Linked DNA regions of Homo sapiens: region 2 is linked to region 1. A link is a loop called in an ENCODE intact Hi-C map of the cell type or tissue named here. Cell type or tissue: heart right ventricle. All regions are shown on one strand. Each heading gives the region's core, and the rest is flanking DNA. Links, peaks and the distances in the headings are about the cores only. Region 1 overlaps BANP (BTG3 associated nuclear protein). Region 2 overlaps BANP (BTG3 associated nuclear protein).

What was found. Hi-C counts contacts between places; a loop is a spot of excess contacts. Peaks named below come from ENCODE experiments on the same cell type or tissue, not always from the same donor. Only the 100,000 strongest peaks of a DNase experiment are listed, where the experiment ranks them.
Region 2: a loop joins it to region 1, with 2.3 times the contacts of the local background. A loop is called at or near these places in 2 of 110 quality-filtered maps.

The regions. Positions count from the first base shown.
Region 1 is chr16:87,979,080-87,987,901 of GRCh38, forward strand. BANP (BTG3 associated nuclear protein) reads left to right here. Exons shown (of 14, transcript NM_001386991.1): 3 at 1,957-2,048; 4 at 4,981-5,180. Among named protein-coding and RNA genes, the nearest start is that of BANP, 32 kb to the left of the region's middle. RefSeq lists an enhancer at 4,040-4,632. In heart right ventricle, for the core only: a CTCF peak has its summit at 4,428 (motif pointing right); no DNase peak of the experiment used is centred there; H3K27ac peaks cover 779 bases.
Region 2 is chr16:88,059,828-88,068,649 of GRCh38, forward strand. It overlaps BANP (BTG3 associated nuclear protein), which reads left to right. Exons shown (of 14, transcript NM_001386991.1): 12 at 5,440-5,505. Among named protein-coding and RNA genes, the nearest start is that of BANP, 110 kb to the left of the region's middle. RefSeq lists enhancers at 3,133-3,901, 4,624-5,299, 5,976-6,651. In heart right ventricle, for the core only: a CTCF peak has its summit at 3,854 (motif pointing left); a DNase peak (open chromatin) is centred at 2,878; H3K27ac peaks cover 1,683 bases.

The DNA of each region.
Region 1 (8,822 bases), core at 656-8,655:
CCTGTTAGAACTGCAGGACGATTCAGCATCTTTAAGTTTCAGAGTTTTGAGAGGAATCATCTAGTGTGTACAGGCTTAAAGGCATGGACAGTCTTTTTTGTTTTCCTGTTAAGATCTTCGGAATGTCAATGTATGTAACACGTCTGAGGGGAGTTGCTTTGGTGGAGGTGGAGGCAGGGACCAGAGAGGCCTGTGCACTTGGCTTTCCTCTAGCACCTGGAGAATCTGAATGCCAGCCAGGAGTGCTTCACCCACATCGGTGGGCAGCCTTGTGTGTAAGGTGCTGGGAGGGTGGTCTGCTGTGGGGTGGGTGCTGTGACCTTGTTGGTGTCACAGTATAAACCGGTGTGAGTTGAGGCCCTTCCAGGAACGGCTTCCCGAACTAGGCGGCATTTGAGTGGGGCTGGACAGAAGGTTGTTAGATTTCCCTGGTGGAGGTGGCTGGAGGGTTGGCAGTATGGGAAGGGCTGGGGCACAGCACCAGCAGAGCGGGGCAGGTGTCATCTGGCCACAGTGAGGTCATCCTGCTTGGCTGTGGTGTTGGTGCCCTTGAAAGCAGATGGTGTGCCAAGGTGTGCATGTGCTGAAGGGCATTCCCAGCGGCCAGCATTCAGATTTCTGATTTTTTTCTATCAGAAGTGTTACAATACGCATGCTCATATGTATGCACGTATATAATATCTATTCTTATATACTGGCATTCATTTTTGTAAATAGTCACACACTGGTATTACTGTTAAAAACTTAAACCTATTAACCTGGATAGTCCCAGCTACTTGGGCTGAGGTGGGGGGTCCCTTGAGTACAGGAATTTGAGTCCAGCCTGGGTGACATAGCAAGACCTCATCTCTTAAAAAACAAAAACAAAAACCAAACAAAACGATTAATATTAACCCAGAGTCCATATTTGTTGCTCAGTGAAGAGGAAGGCTGCAGACAAACCTGTTGATGAGGCAGATGGTCTCGCACCTCCCACATGTATGCCGTTTGTTTATCTCAATGTGTGAGCATGTAGAGTAGAGCACGGTAGGAGTGCACTAGACAGTTCACACTGTCATTTCAGGCAAGGAAATGAGAAGAAAAAACACTCATGACACAATGTACAATCTTTAACAAGAACTGTTGACCTTGAACTTCTATCTATAACTGCAAATGTGTAAATTTTAAAAAATTGACTAGGTCTAAGGAAAAGGACTAGAAGGGTCACAGACAGATAGAAATGTGATTTGCAGAGATGAGGCAATTGTGGCCGATTTTGGTCTTTGATTTTGAGGTTATCTTTGACGTTGTTTTTGTAATCAGTTTTAGAGAAAAGGAAGGAGGTTGGGACCACACTGTGGCTGCCCTGAGCTGGGGCCGAGTTGCTTATCCTGCGGGAAGCCGTGACGATCACCTGACGCTTGCTGTGTGATGGGGGCAGCTGGTCTCAGCTGTGCCTGGGAGGGTCGGGGTTCTGTCACTTAGTGTGTTAAGATTGACACTGTTTTGATTATCAGCACCTATGGCAATGTGATATTCAGTGTATTTTTTCCCCTTTTAGTTCTGGACCTGCAGATAGGGTGGCTTTGATTTTGGAATGAGGTGACCAACAGATAAAACTTTATTTTAAAGTTGGGAAGAAATCATTATTATTGATTGGGTTTTATCGTGGGTTTTCTCAAACCAAACAGGGCAGCCCCGCAGAGCATGGAGTCAGAAGTCAGAAGCTTGCAGGTTTGGAGTTAGGACTGACTCAGTGGCACATTAATTGCCCAGTGTCTGGGCTTTTCTTGGGATTAAGGAGTTATCCTGTTTTTCTGCCTGACTGAGAATAAGTTTAAAAAGGTGAAATATGAGATAGGTTCTGCTGTTTCTCCTTCAACCTTAAGGTGTCAGCACTGTTTACTATCTTAATGTTAAAATAATTCTGTAAAACTTTTCATGTTAAACATTTTTTTTCTCTGTCACTGATTTCAGTTGTTTTGGAGAATCATGTAGTGACAGATGAAGACGAACCTGCTTTGAAACGCCAGCGACTAGAAATCAATTGCCAGGATCCATCTATAAAGGTAAAAATCTGACTCTGTTCTGTGGTGTGTAGTGCGTTGCAGATTTCAAGGGCTGCTATAACAAATCACCATCAATGGGATGGCTTCAAAATGTAGCCTCTCAGCTGTGGAGGCCAGAGATCCAAAATCAAGATGCAGGCAGGGTCTCGCTCCCTCCAAAGGTTCTAGAAGGTGGATCCTTCCTGCCTCTTCCAGCTTCTAGTGGCTCCGGCCCTGCCTCAGCTTGTGGGGCTCCTTCCAGCTCTGCCTTCCTCTTCATGTTGCGGCCGCCTCTGTGTGTCTGTGACTGTTTCCCCTTCTCTCCTCTAGTAAGGACTTGTCATTGGATTTAAGGCCCACCCTAATCCAGGTTGATCTCATTGACTAAATTACATCTACACAGACCCAAAGAGTTTCTAAATTACATCTGCACAGTTTCCAAAGAGACCACATGGGTAGGTTCTGGCGGTTAGGATGTGGGTATATCACTTTAGGATGTGGCTATATCACCAGGCAGCCCGCTACAGAAGAGTGTGAGCCATTTTTTCTCTTGAAGAGCACAAAGAGTAAGAATTGTTTACCTTGAGATGCTGCTGAAGGAGGCATCTTCCCACACACCTGCAGGCCCATTTTGGATGGAAGGAAAGTGAAGTTTCTACCAGTGATGAATGACTTCTGTGTCTGCCATTTAAGTCACTTAGATTCTAAAGTTTACTAGATGGGGTTCTTGGGAACTGCTCATTCAGTGAATTATTTTTGGATCTTTGAATTTGCTTGGTTGGTTCCAGTGTTTGCAGAGTCACCGAGGTAAATATCGGCACATGTGAGAAGGTTATGAGAGCAACACAAAACCAAAGTCACTTTTCATATAATTCTTCTACTTACACAGGGTGTCTATTTGGTAATATTTAATTTGTTTTGTTAACAAGGAGAAGCAGTGTAAATGTGTACGAAAAACTTACAAATAAATTGACTGTAAAATGCCTGTTTCCAACCAATGGATAGGATGTGGCTCTGTTAGTAAACACTGCGTTATCATTCCCTAAATAAAACGCAGCTCTGATTTTATCACAGAACACACATCTGTTGCACATAGAACAGAAATGTATAAAGTGGGCACGGGAGTGGCCCTGCCTTCCTCCTTGTCCCACTGTTGAGAAGAGGGTGGGCCCCCGGTTGAATGTGACTTGCGTAGAGTCGTGTGCGTGGCTCTAGGTTGTTTTATTGGTATATAAGAGTGATTTTTCCCAAAACCCCAGGCAGAATCATTTGTAATTCAGAATTAAAATAACATGGGTGTACTGTGTAAAGAATTTGAGAGCCAAACATTTGATGTTCTCCGGTTGTTGAAAATAGCGGCGTTATCAGTGGCCATTCAGGGATTCAGCCACCTATTGTTGCTTTTCACGACGATGCATGTTTGTCATGCCAGGGACCGTGCCTCCTTTGTAGGTAAGCTGATTGAGTGTCATCACGTGGGCTTGAGTCCACCTGACGCCGTGGCTCCTTCCCTCTCTCACACGCGCCTTCAACAGAGAGTAGTCAGTCAGGGAGGGTGAGTTTCAGTTGGTTTCTTTAGCTCCTGTCTATATCAGCGCCCAGTGGTGAATCTTGCCAGGAGAGGTGGTGACCTGAGAAAAGGCGAGTTGTTGGGCAATATGTGGATTTTCCCTCCTGCAGGGCTGTCCCTGCCACTGTGTACGCCAGGTTTCCATGCCAGCTACATGATGTATGATATCACTGCAGTTTTGATATTCTGCAGATTCCCTTGAGATCAGAAAGGAGAGTGGGCATAAGCAGTGTTGTAGGTCAGCTGCAGTTATTGGGAAAGCCGTTCCGGCTCCAATGTGGGCCGGCCTCCCGCTCCCCTGTCAATGTGGGCCGGCCTCCCGCTCCCCTGTGCTGCGAGCTCCACGGCCCGCTCTCAGTGGCTGCCTCAGTGCCACCCCTGCTGTCTCGAGCCTACCTCCCCCTTCCTTCTGATGTGCACACTTTGGACCCCACGCTCTTTAGGTCATGGGCAGGAAAGGAGAGAGAAAAGACGAAACACGAATTCTGTGCTGTTTTCAGCTGTTGATTCTTAAGGCAGGTGCCAGCCTTCCTGAGTACTAAGCAGGGCTGGTGGGCGCTCCCCCAACCTGTCCCTCCCTAGACCTGAAGGAGTGTCCTTCTGTCTGCTGGTGAGACCTGGTGGAGGGTGTCTCTTTTGCACAGTGCAATTCCTGTGTGATTAACACGTTTCCACGTGTGCTCATGGTGGCTCCTGGCTGGGACGGCAGCTGGGGAAATGAAATTCTTCCCTTTCTGGTTTGTGTGTTTCTCTGTTTCTTGGGTTTGGGGTCCGGCACGTGACTGCTCACTGGTTACTTGGAGTTAGGAATCCGGAGGAGACTCAGCCGGAAAGGTCAGACGTGGAGCCCGGCTTTGCCAACCACTAGGTGGCAAGCTTGCCGCTCAAGAGCCCCACGGGAGCCTCAGGACCAAATCCCAAGTCAGGGCCACAGGGGGTCCCGTCACCTTTTCCCATTAGGCAGCGGGCTGTGAGGCGAATGTGCGTGGCCTGTGGCTTTTATGCTGTGTCGATGTTAGGTGTAATCTGTTTTTATTGTTGAGAAGATTTGACTAGTTTTATGTGTAAATTTACTGATTAATAATAACATATTAAAGTACATTTTTAAAATTAAATGGGCTTAACCAAGAATTGCAACTGCACGTAGAAGTGAAACCATGACTAAATCATCACATTTGAAACAGGACGTGTGACTCGTGTGTAAAATGTGGACGTGTTACTCACATGTTTCTGGCTCATAGCTCACGGGCTATTTCCAGTGTGGGGATTGTTCTGTCTGAATAGATAGAGTTGAGATCAGGAAATAGCTGTTTGGTGTTTCTTGGGGTTGTCTTCTTACAGTTCAGGAGACCCTTCCTAAAGCCGGTCTTTTTTCACTTCCAGTCATTCCTGTATTCCATCAACCAGACAATCTGCTTGCGGTTGGATAGCATTGAAGCCAAATTGCAAGCCCTGGAGGCTACTTGTAAATCCTTAGAAGAAAAGCTGGATCTGGTCACGAACAAGCAGCACAGCCCCATCCAGGTCCCCATGGTGGCCGGCTCCCCTCTCGGGGCAACCCAGACGTGCAACAAAGTGCGATGGTAAGAACAGACCAGGGTGCCGGGGCCTTCAGGTCACTTGGGGAGAAGCGCGTCACCTCCTCGCCCAGGCCCGCAGCTTAGTGGCTCAGTTTGCTGGAGATGCGCGGTGTCTGCCTCAGCAGTCTCAGCAGTTTCTAACTAAAGCTGACTTTTAGTTAGACCGAAACCGAACACATGGCATCCTGCCAGGATGACCTGAAGTCATCCTCACGTTTCCTTTCCACATAAAGCCGACCCATGCACCTTTTCTTTGGAACTAACCCACCAGATCTTAGAAAATGTACATGTGCTTCTTTCCTTTTTCCTACTCTACCTGGCTAGTCTTTACATATGTTTTTCTTCGTATGTGGTGTTTATACATTTCACATGAATATATCAAACTTTTCATTCAAGTCTGCAGTTTTTATTTTGCTTATTTTTAAAAAGTAGAGTCTAATGAGTCTAATCTTAGAAAGCTGTGTGGTAGTTTGCAAACTGTTTGAGTAGAACCTTTATGATGTCTTAGAAAGTCTCGGACCTGCTTGGTGTCCACTCATCCGAGGCTTCCTGTCAGATATTCCAGCCGACAGCTCGTGCTGAAGCGCAGGCTCTGGTGTCGCTAGCCTTCCCCACGCCTGGCCAGAAAGAAGTCCTGCTTGAGGCAGTGGACACGGCACGGCTTTGTGCTTGACGAGGGGCCTTTTGACTGAGCGCTACTCACTTCAGGTTCCCTGGCCTGGCTGTAGCCTTCTGCCCGGTGTGTCTGGGAGGAGAGAGAATGGTGGGACGGCAGCGGGGGCGCCGGGGAGGACATGTGGACGCCGAGGAATGGGAGCCGCAACAAGCCTGGAGGGACTGTTGTGACCTCGCTGCCCGTGTGTGCTGGTGGCTGGCGCTGGGTTAGGTGCTTTGTGGGCCTCGCCAGGGGGTGTGGGAAGTCTGGGGGCAGCTCCACATGACGGCTGCTGTGCTGGCCGAAGCAGTGGTGCCTCTTTGAACTCTCGGGCATGCCGGGGCTTTTGGAAACGCTACCCGGCCGTCTTCCGAGCTCCGCTGCTGGTGGTGGAGTTGGCATCTCAGTTCGCAGGCGGGAGCTGGGGATCGTTCACGTGTTACTCTGAGATGGGGCCTTCACCCTGCACAAATGCTGTCACTCACGTGTCTCCCCCCAGCAGGAGTTTGTTTACCGTGTCCTCTGTGCAGGGACGCTGTTGGGCTCCCAGGTCAGGTGTGCAAAGCTGTTAGACCCAATGCCTTTTTTTTTAGGATAGTTTTTTGGGGTAATGTCCTCTTACCCTAAAATGCAGTTCTTAGAAAATATAATTTATGTTTCAAAAAAAAAGAAAATGTAATTTATAACTTATAGTTATTAGACTGTCCTAGCTATAGAGAATGAATGTGATAGTATTGTGTAATAAGACAACACATTTCAACATGATGATGGTTGGCTGTGAAAAAGCCGGACGTCCCACCTGGTATGTTGCGTCCTGGTGACCGGGGGGCAGTCCCTGCAGACGGACCCAGGTGTGACACTGGGAGTTCAGCCCCCAGCTGGTGATAGAATATTACAGAATGGTGAGCAGTTCCTAATGAACTTTCACATAAAGCAAAGTATAATTTTTTCTAGACTTGTAATAGTTGAATTCATGGAAAATTCAAGTCATAGTAAGACTGTGCAAAAATGTTTTGTGTGTAAATGTTGAATAGAGTAAGATTCTGAGTTCAGAGAGTTAGAAGCATGTTTTCCACTCATGAAGCTCTGGTTCATTGTAAGTTATGTGTGTGGAGAGTTTTTGTTGGGTGAGACTGTCTCACTCACTGAAGGACGTCTCAACCTCCCTTACCTCTGCCTGCCAAATTCCAGTACTCTCTGAATCTTGACCACCAAAGATGTCCCACGGGATCTCAAAGCACCCCTGGGCACCTGCATTGAGAACCACTGTTTTAAGGAATTAAACACAAGGATGAACGAACCTCTCCTGTCCCCGGAGCCTTGCGTGCTGGCGGACAGCTGCCCATCACGTGTCACTTGTCACTTGTCACGTTGTGCCAGTGCTGGGCAGGTCATTGTCACCACTTGGGAAAAGCGTTGACAAAATTGGTCGTTAGATTCCACCGCTGACAATGTGTGATGGGGGGAGAGGTTCCTCTGTGAAGAACTCCAAAGGCTGGAGTGTAGTTTCTGTAGTGGGTTGGCCTTGAGGGTGCCTTGCTTGGATTCCATCTGCACAGGGCGGAGCTTGGGCCTCTGACTGTCACAGTTGCCCTGACAGACACTGAGGTGACCTCGGCCAAGTCACGCATTCATTCCCATCTGAGTTTCTAGTTTAAGATAAGAGGAAGAGGACCTGGAGCTCCTCTGGGGCTGCTTTGGCCCAGGGTCCTCCTGCTTTCTGAGGGTAACAGTGTCTGTGCTCATGAAAACATGTGATGTTAGTCACAGACCTGCCGTGGCAGAAATCCCCCATGCTTCCCTCTGCTGGGGGCAAATGATATCATTCACAGACCTGCGGTGGTTGTCTGTCTACTTGTCAACAAGCAGTGAAATAAGAGTAAAGTTGCCTAATACTGACTCAGATGCACAATCCAGTTAACCCAGATGTGTGAGATCTTCCGGTTTGAAAGAACTGTATTGGCAAGGCAAAATCAACCTATTGTAGAATATATTTATTGTATATCAGCATGGGGATTATTAATATTGCTAATAAAACCATTATTTGTAAAAATTAAGATTAATAGAAGAATCGTTCTGCTATTTTCTCATAGTTTTAAATAGGATAAAAGTATATTCTATTTAAAATCCTATTTAAAATATATCCTATTCAGAATTACAAGAAAATGTAAGAATGGTTTCCTTTTTTTTGAGACTCCGCTCGGCCACCCAGGCTGGAGTGCAGTGGCGCGATCTTGGCTCACTGCAACCTCTGCCTCCCAGGCTCAAGCAATTCTCCTGCCTCATCCTCCCAAGTAGCTGGGATTACAGGCATGCACCACGCCGCCTAGCTAATTTTTGTAATTTTAGAAGAGACAGGGTTTCGCCACATTAGCCAGGCTGGTCTTGAACTCTTGACCTTAGGTGATCTGCCTGCCTCGGCCTCCCAAAGTGCTGGGATTACAGGCGTGAGCCACCACGCCTAGTGGAGTGATTTCCTTTCATAGTAAAGTTTTAAATGTGGTATATTTGAATGACTTTTAAAGAAGGAGGCTGGGTGCGATGGCTCACACCTATAATTCCAGCACTTTGGAAGGCCAAGATGGAAGGATCACTTGAACCCAAGAGTTCCAGACCAGCGTGGGCAACGTAGTGAGACCCCCATCTGCACAAAAAAATAAAAAAAATTAGCTGGGCACAGTGGCACCCGCCTGTAATCTCTTAGGAGGCTGAGGTGGGAGGATTGCTTGAGCCTGGGAGGGTGAGACTATGGTGAGCTGTGACTCTGCCACTGCACTCCAGGCTGAGCGAGACCCTAACTCAAAAAAAAAAAAAAAAAAAAAAAAAAAGGATGTTATTATGTCTGACATTTCTTTCCATGTAAGTTCTTTTTAAAAGGCAGTCTCACTCTGTGATGCAGGCTGGAGTACAGTGGTGGAATCTTGGCTCACTGCAACCTCTGCCTCCTGGATTCAAGCGATTCTCCCACCTCAGCCTCCCGAGTGGCTGGA
Region 2 (8,822 bases), core at 522-8,521, 81 kb after region 1:
GACATCCCGCTGAGTGCGCCTAGGTCAGATGCACTTGAGACCCGGCATTGGGATGGAGTCACCTGGAGCCACGGCCTGGTGGGGAAGGGTCACATTTAGGCCCCAGACCTGCACACACACACCCCAGGAGGGCTGAGGTTGGCACAGGTGGGGTTCTCCGTGTAGTGTGTGGTGAGACTGGCTTGGCGCAGCTGTCTGTCTCTGGGCCTTCCTCTGAAGATGGCAGGTGCTCTGACTTACCCAAGTTGGGGGTGCTCTGCTGTGGCCGAAGGTGCCGAAGTGTGAGCGGCTTGTGTGAGAAGTGTGCAAAGGTGCTCTTAGCCACCAGCACATAGCAACCACCTGTCGGCACGAGTGGCAAGGCCGTATGTTTCTAAGCATAACGTAGTTTGAGGTGTGTGCAGAGACCGCCGTGCGTTGCCCTCCGGGCAGAGCCCACCTGACGAGGGGTCTCTCTGGGTCTCCCCAGCCTGGCCTGGCCTGCTGGTCACTCCTCCACTTGGATGGTCAGTGTGGGGCTGAGATTGGAAAGGCTGGCCCACCCTCTGTTTAAAAGCCACGTTTTTCCATCACGATTAGGAGGGAGATCAGCTGACGTTGGACACGCGAGTGATCCTGTGTGGAGGCTTCCGACTGAAGTGAGCTTAGTGGGAACGTTGGAGCACATGTTTTTAGAAGTTCGTTCTTTTGCCCTCTCACGGTGGATTCAAACGTATTTTTTGTGCCATACAGTAAGTTTTCCAAGTTAAAGAAATGACCAGAGCCACGAGAACGGTGCCATCTGGAGGGTGCGTGGAGGCACGTGGAGGTGGCCTCTTTCTGTGGGGAGCGAGAGGCTCTTCTCACCGTCAGCTCTGGGCTGGCATCTCAGCCCCTCGAGGTGTGAAATTGGATGGCAGCCCGGCCGGGCTCCCCGACCTGCCCTTCTCCCTTTCCTGGGGACACCTGAGCAGCGCCACGGTGATGGCAGGCTTGTGCACGCGTCATGCAGATACATCCTTATTTTCTTCCCACTCTTCGTCGTCCCCTGCCCGCCCACCCTCCCTCTCACCATCCAGAAGCCAGAGGCCTGTGGTCCATGGGGGAGCGCCACAGGCCTCGGGGTGACTTTGGTTGTGTTCTTAAACGTCCCCCACCCTGCCCCAGTGAGTCAGAAGACCCCAAGACACACACATGGTTAAGGTCACTCCCAGGAGCGCCGCCCTGCTGGAAGGGGGGGTGGGCGGCAAGCACCCGCAGGCCTCCACTTCCCTTCCTTCGAGTTTTTAGCCTTTGTGTTGCCTTCTCCCAAGGCTGTGCTTGATTGAGGTTCATGCTGAAACGCTGGAGCCAGCCGCAGAGCACTGTGGAGACTGCTGTGCCTACCGCTTGCCACAAGGCACCTTTGTGTGAATGTGGGGTCTCCCGGGGCATCTTGCCATCGCTCTGGGCTGTAAATCTGCCTTATAGCTCTTAGCCTGTTAGCTTTGAAACTTAGCCTTTTTTGGCCTGAAGGACGATTGTCTAAAACGTTGGATCAGTTGACTTAAACCCTGAGGTCTGCAAGAAGCTTGTGTGTGCTGTTTCTTTTTCTCCAGGAGAAGCAGGTTTCTGCATTTGCCTGCGCTGGCCTGCTGTGTGTGCTCTGTTTCTGACCATCCACTAATGGGTGATTTGGTTTGTGAAAAGCATTAGAAATGGAATTTAAGGGCACGTGTTAGTATTCCCATCAGTGGGTTTAAAGGCTTAAGAATGAGGATGTGGCCTTTCGGCATTTCTTGTAGGAACGTAGGAGAAAGATTTTAGGCCAGTTGGGGGCATCACTGGGATGAGCCTCTTTCTCTGAGCACCTCATTTTTCTTTCTTTTTTTTTTTGAGACGGAGTTTTTGCTTTTGTTGCCCAGGCTGGAGTGCAATGGCACGATCTCGGCTCACCGCAACCTCTGCCTCCTGGGTTCAAGCAATTCTCCTGCCTCAGCCTCCTGAGTAGCTGGGATTACAGGCACGCACCACCATGCCCGGCTAATTTTGTATTTTTAATGGAGACGGGATTTCTCCATGTTGGTCAGGCTGGTCTCCCAACCTCAGGTGACCAGCCCGCCTCGGCCTCCCAAAGTGCTAGGACTGCAGGCATGAGCCACCACGCCCAGCCTGAGCACCTCATTTTTCTAGTATGAGGAAGCTTCTTTGAAGTGAACATCTAGATTTGAAAAAGGCACCTTGGTTACAGTCTCAGCCCTCATACCTTAACAAGTTGGATTCAAAGCTGAATGACAAAAACAAAGGACTTCTTGGCTTTTCCAGCACACCTGTGGATTAGTGGTTTCATCCTCGTTTCTGTCCACACACTTCAGCAGTGTTCAGAGTGTATCTTTTAAAGGCATGGGGGGTGGGGTTCTTTTGTTTGGTTTTGCGTTGCACCTGAGTGGATTCTTGGTTAGATTCAGGATTTTGTATCTAAATAGTACTGAGAAGTCCTTGGGCTTCTTGCGTTGACCTTAGATTTACAGCAGTTTAGCATGATCTCAGTTGGACATTACACAGAATTTCTGCATTCTCAGTAGATAGAGGAAACCAGATGTGTGTGCTCAAAATGCAGTGCCTTTAGGCCGGGGTTCCCTCAGTCGGCTGCTCCCATTTCTACCTTCTGCCGCTTTCTTTTATCTGAAAACAACTGGCTCTGTTTCAAAAATGTTCAGGGGAAAACCCTCTGAATGGAGCTGGGAAAGTAGCACGTGTCTCCAGCCCTGTCCCCAACCACTGTCCCCAACCAAGCCTCTCTTGAGATGACGAGGTGCTGCCCTTTGGGAAGTCCGCTTCAAGTTCAGCCGCAGGCCAGTGTCCCTGGAGCCTGGAAGCCAGGACACCGTCCGTTCCAATGAGCGGCTTCTGCATTCCAGAGCTGGTTTGGAAATGCCTCAGACTGGGGCCCTGCTCCAGACATAAAGCCGGCAGGGAGAGGAAAGAAGGGATTGCACATTCATTGTTGGGCACTAAGTCGGAATTCGGCCCAGCCTGCTCTACCCCTGAAGGCCTGCATCAGACTTGGGGTTCTTTTCATCACAGGGCTCCATCCTACCGGCAGCAGCATCAACTGCACAGATCCCAGGGCGCTCATCTTGGGGCGTGCAGCGCTCTGTAGGGACCCTGGCGTGACCTCATTTTTGCTGCTTCACGTTTAAGATCTGACTGCTGAGTTGTCCTCATCACCAATTTCAAATCAAGCCCAAATCCACAAACTATATCTCAGCCTCCTGTGTGTTTTAAGAGGCTGCGCCGTGCATGGAGGTGCCCTCAGCCTGCAGCAGCGCAGCCAAGCGGAGGGCGCACCGCGGCCTTCTGTGTGACTGTTCTCAGAGCACGCTGTGCCTTCATTTCTGCGTGTTTCACGGCGTTGCCCTTGTGGTATCTGCTGACCCCGGTTCCCTTATTTCTAGGCCCAGTGCCTCGGCTTTCGCCTCTCAGCCCTCCCCTCCCCTCCCCGGTGTGGATGCTTTCTGCCCTGGCCTGGGAGCTGGTCCCAGAAGGAGGAGTTGTGTTGTCGTTGTGGTCCTCCCTGCCCTTCCACGTGGCCCGGCTCAGCGCCCTTGCTTAGTTAATAGGAATTCAGTGTTTCATTATGAAATCCACATATGGCAAACATATGAAACAATCCACCAGGTCCATAGAGAAAGTGAGTCCCCTCCCAGCCTGGACTCTCAGCCCGTCTGTGGGGTGACCGCTGGTCATTTCTGATCTCGCCTTCTGTGCACAAGCTCCTGTGATGATTTTGTAATCACTTCACATTTTAAAAGATCCCTTGATAGACGAGTTTCAGATCCGATCACAGCTGTTCTTAATGAGACTTGGGAAGCCGTGTTGCTGATCTCCAAGAGGGTTCTGCCCTCCTCTGGCTGTGGAAGGCACGTCATGGCATCCTGACCGTGATGTTGTTTCTGCCAGCATTGCCAGTGACAAGACTTCTCACATGATCTGTGCAGCTCATTACACTGGAAGAATTACAGTGTCAGAAACCTCAGAATCTAACTTTGCAGCTTTACAATAACCATGAAGGTAGGCATACCCAAGTGGTGAATGAAAATAAAAGTAGAAAATGTTCTCAACTGGGAATGCATTTGAAAAGTCATGACTTTCAAATGTTTCTACATTGATTTTGTTTTGATAAGTTTTTTAGAAATGAGCGAAACACTTAATGTACACTTAAGATTCGAAGAAAGAGGTACCGGGGCTTTTGTGGGGAACAAAGGCACAGACATTGTTGCTGCCTTGGAACAAGGTGTGGGGGCCAACCACAAGCAGGCACCGGCGCTGGGGGACCAGGGTCAGGGGGCTCTCTTCAGAGACGGCAGAGCACGAGGCTGGGGCAGGAGGTGTCGGGGGCTTGAGAGGCGCAGGGGAGCAGGGGGGGAGAGTGGACAGCGAGGCGGTGGATGTTGAGGCAGTTGTGCGTCCACGGCGGGGCCTGCCTCCGTGGCAGCGCTCCCAGCACCCTGTGCGTCCCTTGCACCCTTGCCCTGTGGTCACCTGTGGTCAGGGACAGTGGGTTCCTCTCCCTTAGCATGCTTGGAAGCAGTGGTGGCATCATGGAGCTGGGAGAGTGGCTTTTATTTGGAGGACAGATGTGCGCATTCACTTAGGGTCCAAGAAATGAGTGGGCCTTGAATGAGCAAAACAACCCACCTGCCTCCCACGGACAGATGCTCCCAGGATGCGGCTAGGCGTCCAGGCCAGCATCGGGTTGGCTGAGGGTTTGCCGAGGAGAGGGCATCGCCAGGCTGGGCGCCTGTGTGGCACCACGTGGCACTCCCCGAGGAGGCCTGGGGACCCCTCCTGGACATGCCTTCCTCCCTTAAAAAACAACAACGCTTTTGCCAGACACAAGAGGCTCCTGTGGAGCTCTCATGGCTGGCAGTGCCAGATGGGAGCCTGGTGCCTTCATGCGGTTGGGGGTGCTGCCGCTCTTGCCCGCAGGGCACTCCTCTGGCTGGGATAGGAGACAGCCAGGACCCCTCAGCTTCTGAGGGCCGTGGCCTTCAGGCTGTCAGGAGGCCCTGGGAGGTGGCTAGAGCCCAGTGGCCTCCAGGGGAACACGAGTCATAGAGGACATTTCATTTTTTTTCTCCTCCAATTTTGTTTTGGCTTTTAAAAACTCCTACAGTACAAACTCTTTCTAATGGAAAAAAGCGGTTGCTCTCCCTGCAGCTGCCAGCCCGCCCTGAAGGCACGGACTGCCAGGCCTTTTGTTTCTGTTGTTTTTGCTGTTTGGGAATTTGATGTTTTAATAAAGAGCCCTTTGGGGACCTGGCTGGAGGCTCCTGTGGCTGCCATAACAAACGACCACAGACCCCGTGGCTTTACCGGAGGGCAGAAGCCCATCCTGGGTCTCAGTGGGCTGAAAGCAAGGCAGGGTTGGTCCTTCTGGAGGCTCCAGGGGAAAATTCGTTTTCTTGCCTTTTCCAGCTTCTAGAGGCCACCCGCATCCCCTGCCTCCTGGCCCCATCCGTCTTCAAAGCCAGCAGTGGCCAGGTGAGTCCTTTGTACATCCCATCTCTCCCACCCTCTGTGGCTGGGAGGAGTCTCTGCTTTTAAAGACCCCCGCGATGACACTGGGCCCACCTGGCCATCCAGGGTCATCTCACCACGTGAGGGTGATCAGTTGAGCCACATCTGTGAGATCCCTTTGCCCATGTAAAGTAACACCTAAACAGGGCCCAGGGATTGGGACCTGGGTGTCTTTGTGGGGTGGGTAGCTCTGCCCAGCACAGCGAGCTGGGGTGAGACGCGCTTGCCAGGTGCTTTCTGAAGACACAACAGGAACGGGGGAAGAATTTCTCGCCATCTTTTGTTCAGAAAACTGATGGCACAAGTGGTGATGGTTCCCTCAGGCTGAACTGGTCAACCTAGGAGGGAGGAGAGCAGGGACCGGCTCTGCTTTTGTTTTTATTCAGGGGAACTGGGCTGGTGGCAGGACCAGGTTGCATGCTTGCTCAGGTAGAGCACAAGGAAAGCGAGTATGGAAGGGCACCCTGATCCCGGGAGGCCCACAGGATCCCAGCCCCACAGTGTCCCCAGCGGAGCAGCTCCCCTCTGGGAGGGCCCCAGCCATGCTTGCCTTCCACCTCCTTCCTGTCCCTCCTGGGCCCACTGCCCAGCTTAGGATTCTTGGTGGGGATGGGAGCACGGGAGAGGGTGTGCACCTGCGCCTGTGGCTTTTACGAGCCTGGGATAGCGTCCGAGCAGCCTCTGTCGTCCCACTACTGCGGCAGGTGCAGGGCGAGCTGTGCCCATGCGAGGCGGCCTCAGGGCAGACGGGGCTTCTCCCAGACACGTTCCTTAGAGCACCGAGGGCTCCAAAGAGCCTTTCCTCATGAAGGGGTCCCCTGCCAGGGGATCCCTCAGGTACACAGCTTTTAAGACTCTGAGATGAGGTTCACCAACGTGGAACTGAACTGCCCAATAAATGTATTAACAGGAAGTGAATGTCCAGGGAAAATTCCTCACCCCTGAGGCTGACATTACCAGCAGGCGGTAATTTTACTTTGAGTGAAACTCGGGAGTTTGGTGTCGTTTCTCTCTGTGGCGCTGCTGCTGCCTTATGGATTGCTGGGTACTGCGGGCCTGGCCACCTGGTGAAGGGCCTCGGCCACACCCACAGCCAGAAGGAGCTCGAAGGAACCCAGCTTCGACTCGGTGTCTGACACTGTGGCCTCTGTTCCCAAAAACAAGTGCCTCCTGCTCCTTTTGCCTAAAATTCTGTTTATTTTCAGCTGAGCTGTGTTGTTCACAAAAAGTAAAACCACATTGCCTGGAAAAATGTAGTTTTGAGGCAGAAATGAGAAAATCCTAACCCATAAATCAAGGAGGAAACTAGAAGTTTCTGTTGATAGATTCTTGAAAAACTGAAAACATTGAATCATTTTGTTCAGTTTTTTTTTCCCCCAGAAAGGTGCCAAACCTTGCCTACATTGCCTGTGTGTGTCTTTGCCATCAGCCTTCAAAACGCCGCTCCCAGCGGTGCGGGCGCTCCCTCTCGTGCTCCCTTGGGAGACTTGAGGGTCTCCCAGGGCAGAGGGGAGGCAGTGGCGCTGTCAGTGGCTGTGCGAGGCTGGGTGACTCTGCTAGGCAGAGGTCAGAGCCATCGGCCGGGGCACATTGCCACAGCGGCCTAGACATTTTTGGATGGAGGTACCAGGCAAATTATTTTATTACTGTTTTGAACTCGCCTAGAAACCCAGTTATAGGAATGCACACTCGCTCTCTTTTTTATTAATTGGTGTTGGACACACAGCACGTGGCGGGATCCTAGGGCCCAGGTGTGTGGGGGAAGGTGAAGCCGCTGACCTTTGACCCTTTGCAGCTCTGTGCCGCCTGCCACTCAGTGTGTTCTTTGCTTTGGTGCCAGTGGAGTGGCCGACTGGCTTGTGTGGCTGGTCTCATGGGGCTGAGGGGGTCAGAGCCGCTGGGCTGGGTGTGGGGCGCCACAGTTGTTTGGCCTCTCAGCCCCCAGCCAGTGTCACCCAGGTGTCTCGCCCCATGCCCCATGCTGCATGGTTCCCACCTACACCACATCTGCGCCGGGGCCTCCCTCAGGGAGGAGACTCGAGCTGGAACCAGGCTGTGACCCTGCACCCTGCTGCGTGCCCCCGCCCTGAGACGGGACCCAGGGGCTTGTCCTGAGGGGCTCTAGGCCGGCCCCACCTCACCTGCTGCACTGCCACCGCTCAAACCTGATTTGAGATACTTTATGGGTATTTTATGCCAGAGTTTCAGAGTCCTTTTTTTTCCTTGGCACTATTTCCAAATCTAAGGGGGTCAGCTGCTGCCACTCCCATTCAGAGCCGCTCCCCAGTGCCCAGCCCCCCCTGCACCCCACGGCGCTCACCCTGCCATGCTCTGGCCACCCCTGCCCTGGACGGCCGGCTGCCCCAGTCCTGGTCCTCCACCCTTTCACTGACCTCGCCCTGCTCCACCCCAGGGTAAACCCCAGGTCTCCACTCAACCTGTCAATCTCCCCACTCCATTGTTCCTGCATGGTTACACCCTGAGATGAGGGAACCCTGACGATGCTCCCGGCTGAGCCTTGCCTTCCCGCAGTTACACGTTGCACGGGGCCTCCCCGTAGCATCCACTGTGTCAATGCCCCCTCCGTCCCCAACAGACCCGCCCTCCCCCCACTGTCTGCCTCCTTGTGTCGTCAGTCCGTGACACGCCACGTGTGTGATGAGGAGGTGCTTGGAGTGGCACTGCTCTGCGTGTGGCCACGCACTTCGTTTCCATTTTCACACGTAGTTCAGAGCTGGGTGTCCGACAGAGGTGCCCGAGGTGGAAAGCGTCGTGCACTCGTCCCACCTGTGGCCCCTGCAGAGCTCCGGCTGTGTGGCACGGGCTCCTGAGAGCTGGGGATGGAGGAGGTGCGGGCTTACCGTGTGCTCCTCTGCTGCTCGCCCCAGGCTTGGGTTTCCTGGCGGTCACCTGGTTGGCGTGAACCTTGGGCGTGCGCCAGGGTCCCTGTGCTGTCGTGGAGTGCAGGCAGGTGGGCAGGCGCTTGGGAGTTACCAGTCAAGTCCCTGCACCGCGCAGACCATTGCCTGGTGTTCAGGAGTTTTCAAGGCCTCGGCCTGGTGGGAATAGTTGAGAAACGCTGGTTCAGGCAGCTTGCTTTATTCACAGCCCTGAGACACCTCTGGGACAGCCCCTGAGGATATTTTTCCCGGAACTTTCTCGGGGCCAGGAGTGTGCCTGTGCTGTGATGAGTGGGAAACGCAGTTTGTGCAGGGCCTCACAGAAGAGCCCACTGGTGCGGGTGCTGGCTGCCTCCTCCAGTGGGCGCCAGCTCGGGGTCT